Regions from separate parts of the Homo sapiens genome. Here region 1 is linked to region 2. A link is an interaction called in ENCODE POLR2A ChIA-PET data of the cell type or tissue named here. Cell type or tissue: Panc1. All regions are shown on one strand. Links, peaks and the distances in the headings refer to the core of each region. The heading gives the core; the rest is flanking DNA. Region 1 has its middle 33 kb from the start of CKAP4. Region 2 holds the start of LOC124903007 (a long non-coding RNA gene).

Region 1 (10,741 bases), core at 1,016-9,015, 89 kb before region 2:
AGTTCCCCACCAATGCAAAACTGCTTACCACCTTGGCATCTTGGCACAACCTAGTCCCTCTGCCTAGAATGCCCTTCCTATTACCCACCTTCACTTGGCTAACACCAGGTCATCTTTTTGATCTCAGCTGAAATGCTGCATGTGAATAAGGCTTCCTTGCCTCTCCAGGCTAAGTCAGGTTTTTCTAATACGTGGCCTGCTGGCATTCTGGATTTCTCTATCTCAGCTCTCATCAAAATTGCAATTAATTATTACTATATTTCCTTGACTTTCTGATATGTGTATATGTTTCTAAACACCTAACATCTCTGAAGTTGGGATGCATCTTATAATTGAAGGCATCTCAGAAGTATCATTGGTAGTGTTTTTTTTAGTGGCATATAAACTAATGGTGCAATTTATGAGCAATGGCATCTTAGATTTGATGAACTGTGGTAATTATATAGTTACGTGTTTGCCTAGTTCATCTACTAGGCTGTAAGTTGTGTCTGTCTTGATGAGAGCTCTATCCCCAGCACTACTATAGTGCCTTGCACATAGCAAGCACCCAGTAAAGATTTGTGTGTGTATATATACATATATATACATTATATATATGTAACACAGACGAGTGTATGCCAGAAAATTCCCTAAGAAAATAAATGAAAAACTCATATTTTGACTTCTACTTCTGGCCAAGGTGGAATAACAGCAGGGGATTTACCCACTCTTCTGAAAAAAGTAAGAAATTGGATCAAATATATGAAACAATGATTCTCAAGATACTGATCACTAGGCAATGAAGGACAGCGATCTTTGAGAGAAGAGAAGCAAATGAAATGAGTGCTATAGCTGCCCTAGCTTGTTGCCTGGAGAGGAATATGTTGCCCAACTGAGGAGAGTTGGGCAACCCAGGCTGTGGTGCAGGGAGGGAGATCCCAGGTGGATTCTGGCAGTCTCCCTGAGTTGAAGAGGCAAAGCCAGGAGCCTGGTGAGGCCAACATGGCTAGAGGTTACAGGACAGAGAACTGCAGAGGAGATAGAACTCTGAGATCTGCAGATGGTCTCCCTCCAATCTTCAATAGAGTACCCATCAGCACATGTGTTTTAGAAAACTATCCAAGGCTGGAGAAAGAATGACTTAAAAGGATGAGAGTCTGGGCGCAGTGGCTCACGCCTGTAATCCCAGCACTTTGGGAGGCTGAGGTGGGCAGATCACTTGAAGTGAGGAGTTCAAGACCAGCCTGGCCAACATGGTGAGACCCTGTCTCTACTAAAAATACAAAAATTAGCCAGGCATGATGGCATGCACCTGTAATCCCAGCTACTCGAGAGGCTGAGGCAAGAGAATCACCTGAATGCGGGAGGCAGAGGTTGCAGTGAGCCAAGATCGCACTGCTGCACTCCAGCCTGGGTGATAGAGTGAAACTCTATCTCAAAAACAAACAAACAAACAAACAAAGAACGAAAGGCCATAATTCTCAGAGCTCACATAGGGTTAGGATTCTGTTCCCACCAGTAAAAGTGAAAACCTCAAAACCTCATACTTCACAGTACATTAGGCAGAGGACTCAGATGTAGGGAAAATTAGCCTCAAACAAAACTGCTCTGGTCCTGCTCAATAAAGTTTAACAGCAAGACTTGAAAACATCATACTGTCTCCGGGTAACTTCACACTGTCCAAGAACAAAGTTCGAGAATATTTATAATAATACAAAAACTGTACAAAATTTTACCCAAAAAGGTAAATTTCACAATGTTAGGCTGATGCAAAACATCAGCAAAATGCAACCCATAATGAAGAGAAAATTCAATCAATTAGAACTGACCTAGGAGTGACACAGATGTTAAGAGCTATAGGCAAGGATGTTAAAATAATTATTATAAATGTATTCCATGTGTTCTAGAAGCTAGAGGAAATATTGAACATGGTAAGTAGAGATATGGAAGTTATAAAAATGACCCAAGTCAAACTTCTAGAGGTGAAAACAATGATGTTCAAGATGGTACTAATGGCAGGTTAAACATTTGAGAAAAAAGATTAATAAACTTGAAGACATAACAGTGGAAATTACTGGAAATGAAACATTGAAAAAAACCCAGAACGAACAGCATTAGTGAGCTGTGGCAAAACTGCAAGTAGCCAAATATACATGTAATTGGAATCTCTGAAGCAGAGGGGAGAGCAGGAAAATATTTGAAGAAATAATGGCAGACATTTTTCAAATGTGATGAAAGATATAAACCCACAGATCCAAGATGCTTGCTAATCCCAAGAAACATGAAGAAAATTACACTAAGATACATCATGATTCAATTGCTTAAAACAGGTCACAAGTAGAGAATATTAAAAGCAACCAGAGGGAGAAAAACACATTTTCTACCAAAGAGAAGACGGCAGATATCTTGTTGGAAATGATGTAAGGTAGAAGAAAATTGGGCAATATATCTAAAATATTGACAGAAAAACCGTCAACTCATTTCAAAAATGAAGGCAAAATAAAGCTGAAAGAATTTATTAATATCACCAGCCAATTTGTACTAAGAAATATTAGGCTGGGTGTACTGGCTCACACACTTGTAATCCCGGTGTTTTGGGATGCAAAGGCAGGAGGATGGCTTGAGCCCAGGAGTTCAAGACCAGCCTCAGCAAGATGGCGAAACCCCATCTCTAAAAACAAAACAAAACAAAACAAAAAAACAAAAATTACTCAGGCATGGTGGCATGCACCTGTGGTCTCAGCTACTTGGGAGGCTGAGGTGGGAGGATCTTGAGCCCAGGAGGTAGAGGCTGTAGTGAGCCATGATCACAGCACTGTACTCCAGCCTGGGCAATAGAGTGAGACCCTGCTTCAAAAAAAAAAAAAAAAGAAAGAAAAAGAAAAAGAAATATTAAAGGAAGTCTTCCAGACAGAAGCAAAATGCTACTAGGTAGACATTTGAATCTATGTAAGAGAATGAAGAGCCTCAGAATTGTTAATTATGTTGAGTAAAAATTCTCATTATTTAAATTCTGTAAACTATAATTGACTTTAAATTTACAAAGTAACAAACTATTGTGGAGCTTATAACATGTATAGAAATAAAATATATGAGAACGAGAACACAGAAAGGGAGGAATTGCAAAATAGGATAGTTGTACAATTCTTAGATGTGAAGCAGCATTATATACTTGAAGGTAGACTGTGAGTTAAAGATGTATGTTATACATCACACACCAGGGCCTGTCGGGGGGTTGGGGGCAAGGGGAGGGAGAGCACTAGGAGAAATACCTAATGTAGATGACGGGTTGATGGGTGCAGCAAACCATCATGGCACGTGTATACCTTTGTAACAAACCTGCATGCTCTGCACATGTACCCCAGAACTTAAAGTATAATAGTAAAAAAGATGTATGTTATGAACCCTAGAAAATCCACCAAAATTGCAAACCAAAGTTATAGCTAATAAACCACCATGGAAGATAAAATGCAAAGGGGTGGAAAGGAGGGATTCCAAGAGAGTAGGAGAAAATTTTCGGGAGAGACAGACATGGTCATTGTATTATTGTGGTGCTGATTTCATGGGTGTAGACATATGTCAGAACTGACTAAATTCTACACCTGAAACATACGCCCTTTATTGTCTGCCAGTTGTACTTGAGGAAAGCTGTTAACAAAAATATTTCTTGATGGGAGGATTATGCATCACTTTTATTTTTGCTATCCTTTTCTGTGTTTTCTAGCATGAAAATGAGAAAGATAAAGCCAATCAGTCTGTTTTCATAAAGCCACTACTTCTAACCCTTCCTTTTGTCATTCTTTTCCTTTCATTATAGAAAAACCACAAAATTCTCCTGTTTTTCACACTTTTTCCTCTTCTCTGTCTCTAATCCACTCAGCCAAAGATTACCAGCTTCATTATTCTAACATGTTCCTTTCCTGCATCTCTCCCTGGCTACCTGTCACCTACCATGTAGCTGAGGTCTCAGACCCTTAGCGGGGTATATAACACTCTCAGTCTGGCAGCTTCCTCCATGTGGTCTGGTTAGCCTACTCCAGTGGGCACATTTTGGTGCTTAGAGGCTTGCTTGGGACTTGGGTTTTACTTCTCCAGGGTACCATTTGCCTGGGCCTCTGTTCATTAGGAGGGGGCTGCAGAAGGAAAGAAAAAGCAAGAGGCTAGGGAGCAGCTCCTCACTGTCCTGAATCCAGCAGTCTTTCCACTGAGCCTGGGGGACTCAGCCATGGAGGGTGAGCTAGGAAGAGGGAGACCCCCGCATCTTAAGTGTCCCAGAAAAGAGAAGACCTTGAGCTGAAGTGAGCTACACACAACACTGATCTCTCAGGATTTGTCAGCATTTAAGGGGTGTGTGTGTGTGTGTGTGTGTGTGTGCGCGCGCGCGCCTGCGCGCGCGTGTATCTTTCTCCCAGCCATAAATTCTAAACAATAATATGTATACCCCCAACACTAATAGTTTCTTTCTCAACCTCCCCTCCTCTCCCCTCCCCTCCCCTCCTCTCCTGTCCTCTCCTTTCTCTCCATTCTTCTTTTTCCATCTCCACTGGCTTCCACCAACCCACCCTCCCTTCTCCTTGCACAAGTCTCTCCCCCTTTTATTATCACTATATCTTGGGCTGCGTTTTCACAGCACATGGTCTTGAAAAGTGCCCAGCTGACTTGAGGGCTCCCTTGTGATGCTGTTTCCAACAGGTGTGTCCTATTAAGCTTTGCCCCAGCCCCAGCCTTAGCCCCTGGCTCCCATCTCTGCCCTGGCCACCTGCAATGGCCCACTTCCCCACCTAACCTCAGCTTTTGCAGAGCACGGGAGAGGGCTACCTTTAGCAGGTGTGCTCCTGGCTACACGTCTGGCTGCCAAAATCAATGCTCCTCATGCCAGGCAAGAGCTCTCCGCATGGTAGAATGTTTATGGAACTTTTCCGCAGAAAAATCTGGAGCCAAGCAGTTTGAAACAACAGGGAGGGATCCCGAAAAACATTTTTTTTTGCACTTTCTCCAAGGAACTTTCTCAGAAAGCAAAGGCAAATTGCATTGTTTATGGGGGAAAAAAACACAAGACACCAACAATAACACAGGGTAATTACAGACGATGGAGCGAAATGCTGTCAGCGACCACTGGAAGAAGGCTGGCTTTTTTTTCCTTAGTATTCTTCATGTTGGATGCAAAATAGCCACGGCTGTGCTAAATTCCTGCGGATGGTGCGTTTCTGCCAGGATGGATCTGGTTGGGACAAAATCTTTGGTTCTGAGTAAGGGTGGAAAGCATAATAAGTGTTTGTTGGAAAGATTGGAAATTCCTTGACCTTCTCCAGGCTCTGGATCTCCCAGGGAGCTGTGAATGGGAAGCTCCCAGTTTAGTTTCTGTGACAGCTGGGTCTCGTCTAATGAAGTTTCAGGGACCCTTGACCTCTGGGTAGTGAAGTCTTGGGTTTACACTGCTCCCCTCTGCTAGAGCATGGACTACCAGCTGACCTGCCGAGTCACTCACCTTAAATGTTAGCAGTAGCTATGGGGTGTGTGTGTGTGTGTGAGAGAGAGAGAGAGAAAGCAAGCAGGCAGAGTGTGACTTTTTTTTTTTTTGAGACAGAGTCTCTGTTACCCAGGCTAAAGTGCAGTGGCATGATCTTGGCTCACTGCAACCTCTGCCTCCTGGGTTCAAGCAATTCTCCTGCCTGTCAGCCTCCCATGTAGCTGGGATTATGGGCGCCCACCACCATGCCTGGCTAATTTTTGTATTTTTAGTAAAGATGAGGTTTCATTATGTTAGCCAGCGTGGTCTCGAACTCCTGACCTCAAGTCATTTGCCCGCCTCGGCCTCCCAAAGTGCTGGGATTACAGGTGTGAGCCACTGCTCCCGGCCAGAGAGTGACTTTTTTTTTTTTTGGAGACGGAGTCTTGCTCTGTCACCCAGGCTGGAGTGCAGTGGCATGATCTCTGCTCACTGCAACCTCTGCCTCCCAGCTTCAAGCAATTCTCCTGCCTCAGCCCCCTGAGTAGCTGGGATTACAGGCCGCGCACCCGGCCACGCCTGGCTAATTTTTGTATTTATAGTAGAGATGGGGTTTCACTATGTTGGTAAGGCTGGTCTGGAACTCCTGACCTTGAGATCTGCCCACCTCGGCCTCCTAAAGTGCTGGGATTACAGGGGTGAACCACCGCACCCGGCTGAGAGTGACTTTTAAAGACCTTTCACAGAACAGCCTTGTATCAGTTTCCTCTGGCTGCTGTGACTAATTATCACAAACTTAGTGCCTTACATCAACACAAATTTTATTCTCTCACAGTTCTGGAAGTCAGAGTTCAAGATCGTCTCACTGGGCTGAAATCAAGGCGTTGGTAGGGCTGCATTCCTTCTGGAGGCTCTAGTGGAGAATCTGTTTCCTTGTGTTTTCCAGCTCCTAGAGTCACCCGCATTCCTTGGCCCCCCTCAGAGCTGGCAGTGCAGTATCTTCAGATCAACCTGGAGTCCCTCTGACACTTTGCTTTTCTCTTTGAAAATCCCTTTCTGACTCTTTTAAGGACCCTCATGAGGATCCTTGGACCCTTGGGCCCACCTGGATAACCCAGAATAATGTCCCCTTCTCAAGACTTTAACTTAATCACACATGCAAAGTCCTCTTTGCCATGTAAGGCAACATATTCACAGGCTTCAGGGATCAGGATGTGTACATCTTGCAGCGTGAGAGGGCCATTATTTTGTCTACTATTGGCTTCTTTGAAAGGCAGTTCTTTCAGTCATGTGGTGAGAACAGAGGGGACTTGCTTTAAATGGAAAAGACAGTGGCTGAGATGGGATTTGAATCCTAGCTTAGGACCCCCTGTTTTTCCACTGCACTAGGATTTGAAGGTGAACTTTTGAGGGATTCTTGCAATGCACATCATAGCCTTTTTGGAGAGGAAGCAATGAGATAAAATTCTAAGCCCAGAGGGTGTTGGAAGGACCAAATGAAAAATTGTAGAAACCATATATTGAGTTTGCTTTATGCAAAGACTATGGTTAAGTGGTAAAAGGCCTTACTTCACGGAATCATTCCCGGAACACAATACAGTGGGGGCAATTCTTAGCTCGTTTTTACAACTAAGAAGACCAAGACTAAGGGAGATTAAATAATTTGCCCAAGAAAGCAGTGAAACCAGGGTGCAAAATGAGGTCTGTCTGATGTCAAAGCCCACGTTCTTCATGACTGTGGTAAAGGGGGAGGACTCATAACACACTTTTCTGATAGGAGAAAATTCTACTGTTCCTTTTGATTTACCTGCAAGGCTAAGTTAATTCAATAACATTCAGAGGGGATTCAAGATGGCTGAATAGGAACAGCACCGGTCTGCAGCTCCCAGTGAGATGGACGCAGAAGGTGGGTGATTTCTGCATTTCCAACTGAGGTACGTGCTTCATTTCACTGGGACTGGTTGGACAGTGGGTGCAGCCCATGGAGGGTGAGCTGAAGCAGGGTGGGGCATTGCCTCACCTGGGAAGTGCAAAGGGTCGGGGAATTTTCTCCCCTACCCAAGGGAAGCCGTGAGGGTCTGAGCCTGAGGATCTCTGAGCCTGAGGATCTCTGGCACAGATACTGCACTTGTCCCACGGTCTTCACAACCACAAATCAGGAGATTCCCCTCCGGTGCCTACCCCACCAGGACCCTGGGTTTCAAGCACAAAACTGGGTGGCCAATTGGGCAGACACCGAACTAGCTGCAGGAGCTCTTTTTTTCCATGCCCCAGTGGCACCTGGAATGCCAGTAAGACAGAACTGTTCACTCCCCTGGAAAGGGGTACTGAAGCAAGGGAGCCAAGTGGTCTGGCTCGGTGGGTCCCACCCCCATGGAGCCCAGGAAACTAAGATCCACTGGCTTGAAATTCTCACTGCCAGCACAGAAGCAATCTGAGATCCACCTGGGACTTTTGAGCTTGGTGGGGGGAGCGGCATGCGCCATTGCTGAGGCTTGAGTAGGTGGTTTTACGGTCACAGTGTAAACAAAGCCGCTGGGAAGTTCGAACTGGGCAGAGCCCACGGCAGCTCAGCAAGACAGCTGTGGCCAGCCAGCCAGATTTCTCCTGTCTGGACAGGGCATTGCTGTAAAGAAGGCAGCAGCCCCAGTCAGGGGCTTATAGCAGATTTAAACATCCCTGCCTAACAGCTCTGAAGGGAGCAGTGGACCTCCCAGCACAGCGTTCAAGCTCTGCCAAGGGTCAGTCTGCCTCCTCAAGTGGGTCCCTGACCCCTGTGTATACTGACTGGGAGACACCTCACAGTAGGGGCCAACAGACACCTCATACAGGAGAGCTCTGATTGGCATCTGGCAGGTGCCCCTCTGGGTCGAAACTTCCAGAGGAAAGAACAGGCAGCAATCTTTGCTGCTCTGCAGCCTCCGCTGGTGATACTCAGGCAAACAGGGCCAGGAGTGGACCTCCAGCAAACTCCAGCAGACTGGCAGCAGAGGGGCATGACTGTTAGAAGGAAAAGAAACAAACAGAAAGGATTAGCAAGTCCACTCAAATACCCCATCCTAAGGTCACCAACATCAAAGACCAAAGGTAGAGAAATCCACAAAGATGGGGAAACACCAGCGCAAGAAGGCTGAAAATTCCCAAAACCAGAACACCTGTCCTCCTCCAAACGATCACAACTCCTCACCAGCAAGGGAACAAAACTGGATGGGGAATGAGTTTGATGAACTGACAGAAGTAGGCTTCAGCAGGTGGGTAAGAACAAACTCCTCGGAGCTAAAGGAGCATGTTTTAACCCAATGCAAGGAAGCTAAGAACCTTGAAAAAAGGATAGTTAAATTGCTAACTAGAATAACCGATGTAGAGAAGAACAAAAATGACCTGATGGAGTTGACAAACACAGCATGAGAACTTTGTGAAGAATACACAAGTATCAATAGCTGAATCAATCAAGTGGAAGAAAGGATATCAGAGATTGATGATCAACTTAATGAAATAGAGAAAACAAGATTAGAGAAAAAAGAATAAAAAGGAATGAACAAAGCCTCCAAGAAATATGGGACTATGTGAATAGACCAAATCTACATTTGATTGGTGTACCTGAAAGTGACAGGGAAAATGGAACCAAGTTGGAAAACACTCTTCAGGATATTATCCAGGAGAACTTCCCCGACCTAGCAAGACAGGCGAACATTCAAATTCAGGAAATACAGAGAACACCACAAAGATACTCCTCAAGAAGGGCAACCCCAAGACACGTAATCATCAGATTCACCAAAGTTGAAATGAAGGAAAAAGTGTTAAGGGCAGCCAAAGAGAAGGTCAGGTTACCCACAAAGGGAAGCCCATCAGACTAACAGTGGATCTCTCTGCAGAAACCTTGCAAGCCAGAAGAGAGTGGGGGCCAATATTCAACGTTCTCAAAGAAAAGAATTTTCAACCCAGAATTTCATAGCAAGCCAAACTAAGCTTCATAAGCGAAGGAGAAATAAAATCCTTTACAGACAAGCAAATGCTGAGGGATTTTGTCACCACCAGACCTGCCTTACGAGAGCTCTTGAAGGAACCACCAAACATGGAAAGGAACAACCAATACCAGCCACTGCAAAAACATACCAAATTGTAAAGAACATCGACACTATGAAGAAACCGCATTAACTAATGGGCAAAACAACCAGCTAGCATCATAATGACAGGATCAAATTCACACATAACAATATTAACCTTAAATGTAAATGGGCTAAATGCCCCAATTAAAAGACACAGACTGACAAATCGGATAAAGAGTGAAGCCCCATCAGTATTCAGGAGACCCATCTCACGTGCAGAGACACACATAGGGTCAAAATAAAGGGATGGAGGAATATTTGCCAAGCAATTGGAAAGAAAAAAAAAGCAGGAGTCGCAATCCTAATCTCTGATAAAACAGACTTTAAACCAACAAAGATCAAAAGAGACAAGGGCATTACATAATGGTAAAGGGATCAATACAGCAAGAAGAGATAACTATCCTAAATACATATGCACCCAATACAAGAGTACCCAGATTCATAAAGCAAGTTCTTAGAGACCTGCAGAGACTTAGACTCCCACACAGTAATAGTGGGAGACTTTAACACCCCACTGTCAATATTAGACAGATCAATGAGACAGAAAATTAACAAGCATATTCAGGGCTTGAACTCAGCTCTGGACCAAGCGGACCTTATAGACATCTACAGAACTCTCCACCCCAAATCAACAGAATATACATTCTTTTCAGCCCCTCATCACACTTATTCTAAAATTGACCACATAATTGGAAGTAGAATACTCCTCAGCAAATGCAAATTGACACCCTAACATCACAATTAAAAGAACTAGGGAAGCAACAGCAAACAAATTCAAAAGCTAGCAGAAGACATGAAATAACTAAGATCAGAGCAGAACTGAAGGAGACAGAGACACAAAAAACCCTTCAAAAAAAATCAATGCATCCAGGAGGTGGTTGTTTGAAAAGATTAACGGATAGACCAGTAGCCAGGCTAATAAAGAAGAAAAGAGAAGAATCAATTAGATGCAATAAAAAATGATGTAGGGGATATCATCACTGATTCCACAGAAATACAAACTACCATCAGAGAATACTATAAACACCTCTATGCAAATAAACTAGAAAATCTAGAGAAATGGATAAATTCCTGGACACATACACCCTCCCAAGTCTAAGCCAGGAAGAAATCGAATCCCTGAATAAACCAATAACAAGTTCTGAAATTGAGGCAGTAATTAATAGCCTATCAACCAAAAAAAAGTCCAGGACCAGACGGATTC
Region 2 (10,741 bases), core at 1,707-9,706:
TGTATGTAATGTCCACAAGAGACAAATCCATAGAGACAGCGTAGATGAGTGGGCCTGCGGGTGGGGTTGGGAGTAAATTGGGAGTAGCTGCTAATGGGTGTGGAGTTTTCTGGGGGGTGCTGAAAATGTTCTAAAATTGTGATGATGGTTGCACCCCTCCGAATATACTAAAAACCCCTGAATTGTGCACTTTAAATGGGTGAATTATATGATATGTGAATTACATCTCAATAAAGCTGGTAATAACTTAAAAAGGGGGGGGCTCAGGGTGGAGAGTGGGAAAGGGGTGGAAGCCTCTATCTCTCAGGCCTCTAAGATTCCAACCTCTGGTTCCACAGAAATCTCATGCTCATTTTGTGAAAGAAGCGAAGACAATCTCCTGCCAACCATGGTCAACATAGAGAGCCCCAGGGCCAGGCTGCCTGTGTCTGTATGCCAGCCCACCCCTTGAGAGCTGTGTGACCTTGGGCTAGTGACTAATTTTTAACCTCTGGGTTCTTTGCTAGGGCTCACAATAGTTCTTCTTTTATGGATTGTTGAGAGGAAGCACCGAGGTGACATAGCTAAGCCTTTTGCCTGGTGCCTGGCACACAGTAGGTACACAATAGATGCAGCCAGGGCGATTGCTACTCTACAAGGCACCTTTGTGCAAATTAAAAAAAGGCCTCCTCCAGGTGGATACATATGAAAAGGCTTCTGTCCTGGCCAGAAGCAGCCCCTCTCCTACTAGCGGCTCTGTGAGAACGACGCGGGCTGGGGCCCATTCACCTGCCCATCGGCTGGTGCCTTGTGCATGTATGATCTGCACATCCCTGCTTGGCAGCCCTGGTGGTAGCTTGCTTTCTTCTTCCTCTTAGCTACCACTTGTCAATACTCTGTGGCTGAAGCTTCCCCATAAGAAAGACCTAACATCCCCACATTGGGGCTCAACACACCTGCTCTTCTTTTCAATCTAGCAATAAACCAGATAGATGTATTTAATGTGTGCTTAACAATGTGTCCAGCACCATAGGGACTTTCAGAGGAGGATATTACAAGTCCTGCCATTGAGATACCTAGAATTTAGTTGGGGCTATTAGATTCAGACATCTGGAATAATCTGAGAACAATGCAATAATCTGAGTATAGAAATGAGGTGTCGAGGCTGGGCACGGTGGTTCACGCCTGCAGTCCCAGGACTTGGGGAGGCCGAAGTGGGTGGATCACCGGAGGTTGGGAGTTTGAGACCAGCCTGGCCAACATGGTGAAACCCCGTCTCTACTAAAAGTACAAAAATTAGCCAGGCGTGGTGGCGCATGCCTGTAATCCCAGCTACTCGGGAGGCTGAGGCAGGAGAATCGCTTGAACCTGTGAGGCGGAGGTTGCAGTGAGTCAGGATCGCGCCACTGCACTCCAGTCTGGGTGACGGAGGCAGACTCCGTCTCACAGAGAGAGAGAAAAAAAAAAGGAATGAGGTGTGGAGGAAGAAATCCCAGCTGTCGAATCAGACAGACTTGGGTTCAAATTCTGTCCTGCTACCCAGGAGCTAGATGGTCCCAGGCAAGCTGCTCATTTTCTCTGGCTTCTGTTTACTCATCTGGAAAATGCAGCTATGAAGTATCCTACCAAGTGCAAAATATCCTACCAAGTGAGATTGCCATCAGAAATAGGATTTGGAAGCTTCCAGCACAGAGCCTGGTGCATAGTAGGCTCTTGAAAACTAGAGGTAATATTACTGTTTCAGGGAGAAGTACTAGGGTGGAGTACCCAGTGACCTTCTTATCTTGGCTCATGGCTCTCCATGCTTAAAATCCTCCCATGGTTGCATGGGACCCAAAGTCTGAATTTACCATGTCCTTCAAGGCTCATGCATGGGTCTTCAGACCACCACTTCCTTACTTCTTTGTTTCAGCCCCGTGTCTCGTGTCCTTGTGAGCACATGGAGAGTGTGTGTTGGACTATTTGTAGGCTCCATTCTTCCTTGTCTATTAGAAAGGCAGCAGGGCTGCTGTCTGTCTCACTCGTCACTGCAGCCCAGCCTGTAGCCCAGTGCTAGGCATCTAGTGGGTGCTCAGTAAGAATGAATGAATGATTGAATGAACAATTGCGGGAAGAAGCACCAGCAATCCTGAGAAGGGAGAGGTCTGTGAAGGCGGGAGTCAGCAGGGAAGGCCCTGGGGCTCCATCCTCCTCCTTCTCTGGGTCACGCTTCCCCTTAGCATTGTATGCACAGCATTGCCAGGTGCTTCTCAGTGACAGCAGCTGGAGAGGTGGCTCAAGCCCATCCCAAACCCATTTCCCACTCTTGGAGGCTGCTCCAGGCGGGTAGTTTTTCAGAGCTCAGCAGCCTCCTCAGGCTGCTCTCACACTGGCCTGGCTTCGTTCAGAGTCCAGCCCTCCATCTGAGAAGCCCAGGTAATCAGCTCTGCAGAGTGTGCAAGGTTTAGATGCAAAATGCATCTGCAAGGTTTTCAAAACATTTTTTTCTGGGTTGTAAATCAAGTACTTTAAGTATTGCAAACCGGCTGGGGTGCGGAGTTAATGTATGTCTTGAAAAAACACCATCATGATTTGCCTTTTAAATTTGAGAAAAGAATTCCACTTCCCTTACTTTTATTAGAGATATGGAGATCTCCAGGGGGAAGGCGCTAAGTGGAGGCTGTGGTAGGTGTTAGCTCCTTCCCTGGAAGGGCGGGGAATGGTGAGTGGCTTAGGGCTCAACTTTCGTCTGTTTGGCTGAAGGGCAATTTCCCTGTTTAAAAAAGGTAGCAGCTGCTTCTCTTAGTTATCTCCAGCGGGACCCCATTCACTTTTGTCTGTGTCAGGCTCACGGGCCACAAAGGTGCTTGATTGCAGCAGGTTCAAACGAAGCCTTGCTGGCTGCTGCCATTTCACTATGAACTGGGCTCAGCTCACGAGTGGTTCACCCCAACTGCCAGAGGTCACTCATGTCCCAGTCTTCTACAGGATCATGGAAGGGAAGTGGACCGTCCAATCTATACATCAAAAAGGGAAGCGGGAGTGGTGGCTCATTCCTGTAAATCCCAGCACTTTGAGAGGCCGAGGTGGGTGGATTATTTGAGGTTAGGAGTTCAAGACCAGCCTGAACAACATGGCAAAACCCTGTCTCTACTAAAAATACAAAATTGGCTGGGCACAGTGGCGCACACCAGTAATCCCAACTACTCAGTAGGCTGAGGCAGGAGAATCGCTTGAACCCGGGAGGCGGAGGTTGCAGTGAGAGAAGATTGCACAATTGCACTCCAGCCTAGGCAACAGAACGAGTCTCTGTGTCAAAAAAAAAAAAAAAGAAAAAGAAAAGAGAGAATTTGGAGCTAGGCTTCCTGGGTTTGAAAGAACATGAACCTCCAATGTAACCTTGAGATAATCAACTGTGACTCGGTTTCTTCGTCTGTGAAATGGGAGTTGCAGTGTTAACAAATTGTATGTCGAGTTCTTAGAAAAGTGTGTCGCCCACAGTGAATGGTCCATAAATCTAAGTTTTGGAAGGAGGCCTCTTTGGAAAGGCAGGATGGGGTCTTGGTCCTGTCTGTCCCTGCAGCAGCCTGGGCACGGGGCATTGCACACAGTAGGTGCTGCTGTGTCGAGCACACTTGCTTCACTTGTAAATTGAGGGCCTGAGACAAAAATGTCCTTAAGGGTCCCTTCCAGCTCGTAGGAAGAGAATCCTAGGATTCACTGAAAGGCTGCATTTCCTATTGCTTGTTTTTTGGCAGAAGGGCTCCTTGCTGGGGAAAGCAGGAAGTATCTTCAATTCTCATACACACTTTGCAAGTGTACGGAGAGTCTCCCTGTGTAGACTGTCAGCCTATGTTTAGGGAGGTCTGCTCGCCTTCCCTGCTCTCTGGTTCTGTGGGATGCAAATACATTCTATTCAGCTCAAGGCAGCCAAGGCTTTCTGAAACACGTGTATGAGGTGGCTTCTGAACTAGACTCTATGTGAGACAGAAAATGTTCACCCATGCTGGGTGTGGTTGCTTCTGCCTGTAATCCTACACTTTGGGAGGCAGGGGGATCACTTGAGGCCAGGAGCTCTAGATCAGCCTGGTCAACACAGTGAGACTCCCTCATCTCTACAAAAAAATTGAAAAGTTAGCTGGGCATAGTGGCCTGCGTCTGTAGTCCTGGCTACTTGGGGGGCCAAGATGGGAGGATTGCTTGAGCCCAGGAGTTGGAGGCCACAGTGATCTACGATCACACCACTGCACTCCAGCCTGGGCAACAGAGCAAGAACTTGTCTCAAATAAAAGAAAATAAAAAGAAAATGCTCATCCTCAAAGAACCTCTCAGTTTTCTCATCTGTAAAATGGGTTGGTAATAGAACTTAACTCCTAGGTTGTCACAAGGACTCATGGACCACACACACTCTGAGAACAGTGCCTGACATGAAGCCACTTGTCAAGCAGTGTTATTTGTTATTATTTGTGATTCAGAGGAGGGTAAGCTCATGTTCTGCTGGGCAGCTCAGAGGAATCTTTGCTCATTCCTTAGATGCTTAGACTTTAAAGGGGCTTTGCTTTTGGTCCCAGTGAGGCCAGAGGCTCCTGGCTGCCTCTGCTCTCAGGATCTCCCTGTGGACACCACTTATTCTTCCCAAGGCTTTAGCAGTGATTGGGCACATTGAGCACCCAGGAGAGCTTGGCTTCTTGATCCTGGATGACAGGTAGGCTAGAGGCAAGATTCCAGGGATGAGGAAAAGACTTAAGAGAGCCCTGTCCCCAGGGGAAGGGCTGTTTTTGCAGTCTCACTTAGAGGGAAGAATTGACTCATATGTTTACTACTATTTCATCCTTGAAGATGAACAAATAAAGCTAACCTTTACTGAGCACTTTGCCAGGCTCTGTGCTGAGTAATTTGCCTGTGTCATCTCACTGAATTCTTAGAACCATTCTATGAGATAGATGCTGTCACCTGACTTTGCCCAGAGGTAACTGAGGCCCAGGGCCCCACTGTTTGTAACTTGGGGATGATGGCAGGAATACAACCCATGTCTGTCTGAGCTCGAAATTATGAGCCTAGACTGCTTCCCAAGAAAGAGTAGAAATATCTCTGTCATTTTTTCTTGTGGCAGGTGTTCCCTTCTGCCTCTCCCAGGTAGCTGGTTTAAAAATATTTATTCAAATAGCACTGTGCTAGGCACTGGGGGAGGCAACAGGGAGTAAGATATTGCCCCGTTGAGTTCACCCACCTCTTGATTCTAGAATGTGCATCTAACCCTGACATTTGAAGATCTTCAGTCTTTGTGGTCCACATTTATCCCTCCTTGCTGGTCCTTTTAAGGAGACTGATTTCTTGTTGTATTTATTTTTCTTCTTTAATCTCTCAGAATTTTATTACTTTCTATCAAACACATCCGTTAGGCAGCCTTGGCTTTCTCAGTATCAATTAAGACAGATGCCAGCAAACCTTAGAAGCTCTCAGTGGTCCTTGAGGCAAGATAATTACCTTGTGTGATTCTTAGTAGATTTGATAGTGAACTCTTTCTTCCATTAGCAGAAGGCATGCAGGGGGGAGACTAATGGTCTGTGTCTCTGGTGAGCTCAAAGCCCAGCCGTGAACGTGTTTGCCTGGAAAGACAGGGCAGTGATGTGCTTGCTGCTCTGGGAAGAACCTCATTTTTCATCATCCTCATGGTTAGTGGGTATCTGTTTTTCAGGCAGGACCAAATGGAACACTGAGGGAGGAAATGAATGAGTGTGTGGGCGTGAAGCAGGTAGTAGAGATCCTGGAGAGGAGAAAAATGAAGTGGAAATCTCCACTTATTTGGTTGTGTAGGAAGGTCCAGAGCAGAGGGAGCATTTTTCCCTTAACAACCCTCATAGCAGGAATCATTGAGTGATCAGTGTGTGCCAGGCACTATTCTAACTATTTACGTGCTTTTTCGCCTTTGAACCTGTATTATTATCACATTCATTTCATAGATGAGGAGGCAGAGGCTTAGAGGAAGTCCAATGACTTGCCCAAAGTCACAGAGCCAGGATCACAGGATGTAGGGCTGGACCGTCTGACTTCAGGGTTCATGATTACAACCACTGTTGGAGCCGGACTTAAAGCACAGAGAAGTTGCCTCCGTGCTTGGGAAAATAGCAATATGAAGAACTTAATTTCATGATCCCAGTCGTTCTATGTCTTACTCATTTATATGCTCCCAGTGCCTAGTTCAGTGCCTGGCACACAGTCAGAATGCAAGAAATATTTGTCAAATGGCTGTGGAGTGTTATGAGTCTAGGTATGTTGGGAGACTTGGCTGCTGGTTCCATCACTGCCACAACTTAAGCTGTGTGACCTTGGGCAAGACATGCCCCTCCATGGCTTCAGCTAACTTATCTGTAAGATGAGCGCTCTGGGCCAGATTTTTGTTTTAAAATTTATTATCCATTCAACAGATATTTATTTATTTATTTATTTATTTATTTATTTATTTATTGAGATGGAGTCTGGCTCTGTCGCCCAGGCTGGAGTGCAGTGGCGTGATCTCGGCTCATTGCAACCTCCACCTCCCGGGTTCAAGTGATTCTCCTGCCTCAACCTCCCGAGTAGCTGGGACTACAGGTGTGCACCACCATGCCTAGCTGATTTTTGTATTTTTAGTAGAGACGGGGCACAGGCTGGTCTCAAACTCCTAACCTCAGGCGATCCACCTGCCTCAGCCTCCTGTAGTGCTGGGGTTACAGTCATGAGCCACCACACCTGGCCATTTAACAGATATTTATTGATTGCATTTTCTGTGTGAGATACCACTCTGGATGGTAGGGAGACAGCCATGGTGAGACAGATGACGTTTCTGCTCCCTTCCTTGCAGCTTACATTCCAGCCGCTTCTAGAAACTGCATTTTGTGAATCTTCATGTCTTGCCCCAAAATTGTTTCAAAGTGGCAGTTGCTGAATTCTCTTCTGTTTGCCTTCCCCTACTAAAAGGCAAGCCAGGGCAGGGGTTTTCATCAGTTTTGCCTACTGATGTACCCCAAGTGCCTAGAACAGTGCTTGGCAAGTTAATATTGCTGATGTGCATGCATGCATGAATGATTGCAATATCTCCTCTGCTAATGAGATCCCAGGATATAAAAATTCTAGGGCTGAAGCCTAAGAAAAAATTAAGGAGCAAAAATCAAATTTTCCAGGAAAAAATCCCATTTTCCAGGAAAAATACTGTCTTTATAAAGGCAAGAACAGTTGAGATTGGGATGGTTTATTATTATTCCTGCTAGTTGAGGGATTAGGGAATCAGGCAGGATTCCTTACTTTTTCATCTGGTGATGCTTTTTGCAAACCGCAGAGAAAACAAAACAAAAACAAAAACTCTTCCTTTCCCCCAACCCCTTTGCTTCAAGCAGAAAAAGCACTTGCTTCTTAAAACAGCTCATGAAGGAAAAAATTATAACGAATATTTTGCATTTCTCTGGTGGCGGCACAGTCTGAATTCCATTCAGCCCCACAATGAGTTCTAATTTTATGAAATGTTTGGATTAGCCACCAATTTTCCGGTGGAATTTAGGAGGCTTGTACTCGTACTTACGCTTGAAGCAAAGAAATCTCATAAAATCCTTGCAGTGTCTCGGGCCCAGTGGGACGTTGTAGCCAAGGACAAAATGACCATCAGCAGAATGACGGGGAGGAAAGAGATCTCTTTGGCAGCTGTGGCCTGGCTTTGCAGATGGTGGTGTGATCCTGAGCTGCAGTCTCTGGGGCTTGGCCGGGCTGCATACCATTTTCAACTGATCATGGGCTATAAAAATTCCAGCCCAAGCACAATGCCTCGTACCTGACCTTGTTCTTTCAATTCCCAGAGCCAGAGAACATTAGGGCATCTGGTAATTGGGTGAGAGGCATTTGATATAGCACATGGTGCTCTGTCTTCCCCTCCTCATAGCTCATGTTGCCTTTTGTTGTAATTTCCAGCTCACATATCTGCCTCTTTGCCTCTCGACCTGCACTGTCTAATATGGGCACATATGGCTATTAAAGTTAAAATTAATTATAATTAAATAAAACATTCAGTCCCTCGGTGGCACCAGCCACATTTCAAGTGCCCAGTAGCCCCATGTGGCTAGTGGCTATCATGGGATGTTGCAGAATAGATCATTTCCACTATCATAGAAAGTTCTGCTGGGCAGGACTAGTGCTGCTCTAGACACTAGGTTGAATGAGGACATGGCACACACTTGGCCCCTTACCTTGCTTTATTAGCTCCATAGCACACATTATGATCTATAAAGTATTATGTCTCTGAGCAACCTCGTTCATCACATTTTTTGTATCTCCGGTGTCTAGAACAGTTCCTGGTATGCACTAAGCACCCAGTAACGATTTTCAGAATGAATGAAATTGCCTGAATCAGCATTGCTTTGCATGAGCCTAACACATAGTGAGTCTTCAAACAAATGGAACAAATACTTCTAGAGGTGAAACCATGTAATGGATTCATCTGATATTTGTCGAGCATGGACTACAGGTTGGGCGTTATGCGAGGCTCTGGGTATATAGTGATGAGCAAACAAACAGATCCTCTGGGTGAGGAGCTTATTCAGTCCAGTGGCTCTTAAATTTTCAGGGATGTGGGAATCTCCTAGGTGCACCTGTTAAAATATACCATCCTTGGCACTGACCTCAGAGAGTCTGATTCTGATTCAACAGGGTTGGAGTGGGACTTGGGGACACCCGAGTATCTTCTGCATTTTAACCAAGCAACTCAAGTGAATGTGATGGGGGAAGTCCATGGTCTTTATTTTGAGAACACAGCTCTGGACAATGGGAAGCTAGTTGCTGTATTCATTTGGGGATACACCACACCATTTTCTCTCGTCTATACCTTCTCTTGTGATAAATGGAGGGCTCCTATTTGGGCCTGAAACTTGAGGTTTCTTTTCTTGTTATCCAATCATGGAGTAATAATAATGGCAAACAATTACATAGCAGCAATTACATGCCAGGCGATAGTCTAAGCATGTCAGTCACTGACCTGAATTCATCCCCATGGTAACCCTAAGAGGTGAACACCATTATCATCCCCATTTTTCAGGCGGATAAACAGGCACAGAAAACTAAGTCACTTGCCCATGTTTACACTCCTTGTAAGATCTGAAAATCCTGAACTGCTGTGATACTGCCGCTCATGGCCACTGGACTTGGGGCAGCTGCCTCCTGAATGCCCAGTGTGCCTTTTTATCCTTTTCTGCTAGTTGCTTGGAATCAAAGTTCCAGTATACTTATGAAATGCCTGTTTAGGGGATTACCACGTGTGGATGTTATGAGCACTGTTGGTCTACAAATATCCACCCCTGCCCCCAAGGAGCTTAACTGTTCAATGGACATTCCCTTGGGCCTACTGTGCACCAGCCCTGTGTAGTACACCCAGGCATAAGACTTGCACTTGGTCTAATGGAGGAGACAGAGGCACAGGCAAAGAGTTTCTGAGAAAGTGTCGCACACAAGATAGGTTTTCTTCTAGATGAGAAAAGCAAAGAAAATCTTTAAGATTGGGTTTTCCTCACTTTTGCTACTTGTGACTCAGTTTTTACATAGTTTTGCTGTTTCACCCAGTAGGGGTGTGTGCATGTGTGTGTGTTTTGTGTGTGTAGGGATCCACCAACCCGTTCTGTCAGCACTCTTGTTCATACCTGCTTTTCAGGAGGGATGTTCCTCCCTCCCCACACCCCCCCACCTTTTTTTTTCCCGAGACAGGGTCTCGCTCTGTACCCCAGGCTGGAATGTGGTGGCACAGTCTCGGCACACTGTAACCTCTGCCTCCTGAGTTCAAGTGCTTCCAGTGCCTCAGCCACCCAAGTAGCTGGGATTGCAGGCACCCGCCACCATGCCCAGCTAATTTTTGTATTTTTAGTAGAGATGGGGTTTTGCCTTGTTGGCCAGGGTGGTCTTGAATGCTTGGCCTCAAGTGATCTGCTGGCCTTGGCCTCCCAAAGTGCTGGGATTACAGGTGTGGGCTACCACGCCCAGCCTCCCACCCTTTTTTAACCACTTAGAAAGACAGGAGACCCCTTAGAACTGAGAGCTGCTTCGAACTCCTGACCCACGTGGGAGAACCTTGAAAAGAGAAGCGTGAAATGAGGAGGGGTTAACATTTAGAAACCACCTTGTGTGTGCCTTCTGCAAGATACACTAAGTGATGCAGTTTACATACATTATCTTGTACCGTCTTCACAGCAACTCTGTGACGGGGAGTGATGATCGTCCTCACTTTAGGGTTAAAGAAACCGATGCTCAGACAGAAGGGCTGATCTGCTCAAGAAAGCAAGAGAGCATTGGAGTTAAAAGCTCGGGTCTGCCTGACCCCGCTGTGGGTTCTTTCCGCTATGTGGCTAGTTCTCAGGCCTGGCTGAGCATGAGAATCACCTGGGATCTTTTCAAAACACTGATGTCTGGACTTTACCCCAGGCTAACTAAAGGAGGCTGCCTGGGGAAGGAACTCAGGTATCAGTATTTTTAAACAGACCCGTAGGTCACTGTAATGCACTGCTAGGGCTGAGAGCCACTGGCTAGAGCATGCTGACAGCAGAAGTTCAAGGGTCTGCTCTCCTGAAGGTGGCCCCATCCATGCCTGGTCAAGATGGGACCTTGCTTACAGGAAGGTGAGCCCCCTCCTCCATCCTCGCCCCTGTGGGACCGGTGTGTCCGAAGCCATTGCACTGGACCTGGGCCGAGACCTCTTGCTATCTTGCGTCATAGGCTGCCTGTAAATCAGCAGCTGGCTTGTTTGCTTTTTAGGCCCCAGTTGTAGTGACCT

What was found. ChIA-PET counts read pairs that join two places held together with the same protein. Peaks named below come from ENCODE experiments on the same cell type or tissue, not always from the same donor. Only the 100,000 strongest peaks of a DNase experiment are listed, where the experiment ranks them.
Region 1: POLR2A ChIA-PET joins it to region 2 with 16 read pairs; 3 of 35 experiments call an interaction of 5 or more read pairs at or near these places.

Annotation. Positions count from the first base shown.
Region 1 is chr12:106,209,391-106,220,131 of GRCh38, reverse strand. No RefSeq gene overlaps it. Among named protein-coding and RNA genes, the nearest start is that of CKAP4, 33 kb to the left of the region's middle. RefSeq lists an enhancer at 7,471-7,971. In Panc1, for the core only: a CTCF peak has its summit at 6,736; no DNase peak of the experiment used is centred there; H3K27me3 peaks cover 232 bases.
Region 2 is chr12:106,120,683-106,131,423 of GRCh38, reverse strand. The region is part of intron 1 of NUAK1 (NUAK family kinase 1); the gene reads left to right. It overlaps LOC124903007 (a long non-coding RNA gene), which reads right to left and starts at 7,706. Exons shown (of 2, transcript XR_007063442.1): 1 at 7,517-7,706; 2 at 6,694-6,911. RefSeq lists enhancers at 10-759, 760-1,509. In Panc1, for the core only: no CTCF peak of the experiment used is centred there; a DNase peak (open chromatin) is centred at 4,763; H3K4me3 peaks cover 508 bases; H3K27ac peaks cover 7,879 bases.